2 separate regions of the Homo sapiens genome follow, and region 1 is linked to region 2. The links are chromatin loops, found by intact Hi-C in ENCODE. Cell type or tissue: dorsolateral prefrontal cortex. All regions are shown on one strand. Region 1 overlaps LOC101928272 (a long non-coding RNA gene). Region 2 has its middle 22 kb from the start of LINC00709.

Region 1 (2,500 bases), 88 kb before region 2:
AATTTTCCTTTTATATGCCTACTACTCATTGAATAATATATGTTTATTCAGCTAGTGTTTTGTGTTGTGAAGAATAAGAAAACTTAATTTGAAATTTGGTATTTAAAAACATTTTTTCCCGTGCTAGCTAAACTTAAACATACTATAATATGCTTCAAATTTTCATTCTAGTTTTGTTGTTGTTTCAAGTTTTGTTTTGCTATTCTGTGGTATTCTTAACCATTTCATCTTCCATCAGAGGGGTGTGAACATCATTTTCACAAGCAAATGAAAGATATATAAGAGGCCTAGTGCAAACTGTAACTTCCATAGATGTCAGCTAATTGTAAAAGTTAATTATTAAGTTTTGTTTACTAGAAAAGCATGACATGCTGCTTGCCAAAGTTTTTATATGTTAAAATAGTAATAAGGAGTTATAGATAAATGTGTTTCCTGAACTAAGGATAATTAAATTTATCAATTTTTTTTATTTCATATATTTACACAAATTTTCTCCCTCTTTATTTTACCTTAAAAATGTGATCATTTTACCCCACTCATGTTTCCCATCCATATAACTAAGCAAAGTTATTTGGCATTAAATCCTTCCTTCTCTGAACAGAAGTGATTCATTGTTCCAGATAATATCTAACACCTTCATAATTATCATTAATCTTTGAATTAATACAAATTTAGATATTTATATATTTTAACACCACACAAAATTCGTTGTAAAAACCTTTAGCTTCTTTAGTATACCTAAAATAATGTTTTCAAAGGTTTTTTCCTTACTGTAAGTTTAAAACCAATTCACTGTGGAAAACTAAACTGTCATCAGCTAATTGTCTCAACTACAAACATTTATTTGAAGTGTGTATACATGTCAGAATGTGTGTGTGTATAGCTTGTGAGAACAAGTGATTTAGACTATAAAATGCTGAAAAGAGTGAAGGCTATTCTTGCTATATGGTAGAAAGTGAATTCATAACAAGTATATTTTTGAGATGTTGGTCCTGTGCAAGCTTAACATCATTCAGCAGCGGAAAGGAATCTGGTGCCCTATTTGTACTTCCATCTCACCTCCTATTCACTTTCTTTGTAACCTTTTTTCTTCTTATGAACTTGGCATTCTATTGAACATCAGGTTCCCAAAGAGTAATAGCAAATAAGGAAGCTTTATGGGCTGCCTTAGCATCGGGTGCACCAGAAGACGACAGATCCCAAAGGAATGCGAGATGTGTGCTGGAGACTCACCCCAGCGTATTTACACTTTGATGGTCCTGAGAAACTTAGGACCCAAGGGTTGTGGCGCTAAATCTCATCAAAGGTACCATGCACATTTTAGAGACAAAAGCTGGCATTGCCATCCAGTGGCGACATCCGGTATTGCATGTTCAACCAAACCCCGTTTGTTTTGCTTGGACACCGTGTCCTACATAGAAAATAAAATACAATGACTTTGTTTATTTTCTCTTCTATCTTAACAATTCAATGTATGTAATAAGCAAGCAGAAGTAGTTGTTAAAGTATCTTTCATTTTAAGTTAGTTTTACTATTTCCCCTCTAGGTTTGGATGTAGCGTGTGTAGAATGAACAAATGTGTAGGCAAAATAAAAATTTACTAATATTTTTGAACGAAGATTTAAAGTACTTAAAATGGACTCCAAATGAGCAACTCTTTATAAGATCAGGGAATTTCTAGTGATTAAAAATCGCAATGGTTCGGCCCATTTATTTTAATAGCATTACTATTAACTCAAAGATGTATTGATATGGACTCACACCAAGGTTGTGATTATACCAACCTAAGCTCTCCAACTTAGAGTACCTGGTGCAGTTCACATGTGTGTGTTTAATAAACGCATGAACTAAGAAAGAAGAACATGGAGAGATTTTTCCTGTTGTCAGTTTGATGTTGAAGGGCACATTGTTTTTCTATTATGTTGCTGATTTCTGTATTTATTCCACATATATCAGAAACATTTCTCCCACCTTCTGGGTAAATTGCAATGGAGGTCTCACCCAGAACATTTAGGTTTGAATTGGTTAACAATTCAAGCAGCCCTACCTTTTCAGCACTTTTTATTTTTTAAAAAAAATAGCATTTTGTTTTTCCTTCAAACCTCACATCTTCCAAGCCCTTCAAAGAGCTGTACTGATGAATGCATGTTTCTAATAGACTTCAAGAGGGTTATCCTGGACGCCTGGTATAAGTTCAGGGGTCCCCTCCCCCTTTATTTACCTGTTATGTGTCATTAGCTCCTGCTTTTTTTTAATGTTACAAACTCTGTGTACTTTTTGTAGGCATTGGTTTTCAATGCTGCGTTGCCATTTGGTTTTCATTCATAGGAGAAGTTTAAAAGGAGAAATGAGATCTTACATGAAAGATTGTGCTCAGCACTTTTTATTTGGCAGGGGAAAATATGAGTGGAGTTATTTCACCTAAGACATAGAATTATTTTGTTACGTGAAAGACATTATTTATATTTTCTTATGTTAATACAAATATATAACGCATTCA
Region 2 (2,500 bases):
AAATTTGGAGCTGGAAGGCACTGTGACGCATGTCACTGGAATGACTTGTGGTGAGGCCAAGCTGCCACTTCATCACGGGCTCCCATCCCAACCCACATTTTCCATTAGGATGTTTCCATCAGGATCAAGTTCCTCTTCAGGGATAAGAGCCGACCATCTTGTCTTCCTGTTCTTCATAAAGGCAGCTTGAGAAAGCCCATAATCAGTGGAGTCATCAGTAGCTGATTGAGTTCCTCCTAAATGTATTGGTAAAAGAAAGATCTGTGGGTCATTTTAGTCATTCACCCTGATACCTCCCTATCACAATGGCTTCTTCTCCCACCTCTCTCTACTCATGTATTTAATATGCATAATATCTGGTACCATTTCAACTTTATTGAAAGGTTTTACGATTATACTCTTGCCCTAAATTTGAAATCAAAATTTTCAATATGTGCAAGAGTACAGAATGAAAGAGCATTTATTGAGATAAATCCAAATGGAAGAAAAAATACATTAATTCAAGTATGCAAATAAACAGGAACATTTTGGGTTTCGGTGATCTAACTAATGTTCTCAATAATTCATTTGAGTATGTAAAGAAGTTTTAAAGGAAAGAAAGGACAAAGTATGGGTATAATTTTCATGAATTCATTTTCATCATTCAAAAGTGATTCTTTCTCTTCTACTCTCCTTGAACCATTATCTAAAGGCTGTCTGCAACCTAAACCTCTAAAAACACCAGTAATTTTAGTGTCAGTATCTACATGTTAAAACTTGTTTTGGTCTAATAATTTGAGATATATTATGGTTCTATTATTTGTAATTTTGGTAGCTTTTTTGTTCTATTAATCTACATATGAAAACATGTTATATGTTTAAGATTTTTATTTTGATATAGATCATTTATTTTATTCAAAACATAATTTAAAATAAAAATACTTTCATATTGCCTTGATCTAACATTCAAGAAGATACATTTGTTATGTTGAATAATAACCAGAAAGGACAAAAGTTTGAAAACAGAAAATGGTGGGAAATAAATCTTACCAAATCAAAAAAGCCCCAGTTTAATTTTATAAAGAATGAAGACATAAGGCAAAGGCAAATAACCACTCTAATTTAAAATTATATTTCAATTAGCACTTTGTAAAGTATCTTAACTTGCTTTGTCTGACTTGGAAATGAGACAAAAGTTTCTGAAAGAGCAGGCTCTGAAAATATTTATGAATAAGAAAATAAAAGAAAAAAGAACAATTGAAAGCCAATAGGTGCTAAAAAATAAAAAAAGAGAAACATTATAAAACACCTTTTCAAAGGTCTTCTAATGTACAATATTTAAATACAAACAGTAACTAGTGTTACACCAGCTGCTCTCAGGTTTGCAAAATATATCAAAGTACAGCATATTGGAATGAGTCCTGAGTTTCCATTTACTTTATCTATCCAGACACATCAATTCTTTTTACTCCAGCCTGATAAAGTGGAACTGCCGCAGACAAATGAGCTAGTGGAGCTGACATAATGTGTTTGTCACAAAGAAGCGCTGGATAAAAAAGCATGACTTTGATCCTCAATGAGGTTACTATTTTACAGTACCCTGAATTTAACTCTAACCTGATGCCTTGAGTCACCGTTCACTGTTTATTGGCCAAAATTGATTCTCATTTCATCTCTAACTGTTAAAGGACTGGCTCCTGCAATCCTTAGATGAGTAAAATCTCCTATCAACCAAAAATAATACTAATAATAATCATGGGAAATTAAAAGCAAAAACTTGATTGATGATCTCTGTGTGACATTATAAAAACTACCCCGAGTTGGGGACTAGAGGTAAGCAAGTAGGTTGACGATCACTTATCACAAACCCAAGGTGTAATGTTATTATTTTAAAGGAAATTTGATTTGTATTTAAGCAATAATACATACCAGATAATTTCTAGATAATTATTTATGTCTGAATTTAAATGTATCTATTGAGCAAATCAGATACATATATATTTATGTGTATGTGTCTATATGTAATTCTATTCTTTCTTTTTATAAAGACTCAAATATTTCTGAAAATAAAGCTTTTGTTTTGAGTTCTGAATAACATGAAACATTTGCCTATTATACCCCTGGGCTCCTTTATCCAAGCAAATTAATTCAATGGTTTTTATTTCATTCATCAAACAAATAAAAAATACCATAGGTAGAATCTGTCACTTGTAAACAGACATAGAAAAGAATAAAACAAGGGGTTCCTAGAGACCAATCCTCCAAGCAGATGAGTAAACATTGCCTTGAACAGTCATAATGGGGGAAAACGATTCTTTCTCTGATACCTGATACTGCAGCCTCACACATTTTTTTTCTTCTTCTATTATTATTATTATTTTTTTTAGTTTGTGGATCATTAGCCCAACAAATGAAGAAGTGAATTGTGATGAATGAAAATTAGTACTGTGAATCCAAATTACTGCATTAAACCCAGGCTGGCCATAAATTACATGTTAACACAATTCGATACAAGTAAGAC

Evidence for each region. Hi-C counts contacts between places; a loop is a spot of excess contacts. Peaks named below come from ENCODE experiments on the same cell type or tissue, not always from the same donor. Only the 100,000 strongest peaks of a DNase experiment are listed, where the experiment ranks them.
Region 1: it touches region 2 in a loop (5-fold over the local background); 11 of 110 quality-filtered maps call a loop at or near these places.

Annotation. Positions count from the first base shown.
Region 1 is chr10:9,208,041-9,210,540 of GRCh38, forward strand. All of the region lies in intron 4 of LOC101928272 (a long non-coding RNA gene), which reads right to left. Among named protein-coding and RNA genes, the nearest start is that of LINC00709, 66 kb to the right of the region's middle. In dorsolateral prefrontal cortex, CTCF peaks have their summits at 1,350 (motif pointing left) and 1,558; a DNase peak (open chromatin) is centred at 1,351; H3K4me3 peaks cover 521 bases; H3K27me3 peaks cover 337 bases.
Region 2 is chr10:9,296,333-9,298,832 of GRCh38, forward strand. No RefSeq gene overlaps it. Among named protein-coding and RNA genes, the nearest start is that of LINC00709, 22 kb to the left of the region's middle. In dorsolateral prefrontal cortex, no CTCF peak of the experiment used is centred here; no DNase peak of the experiment used is centred here.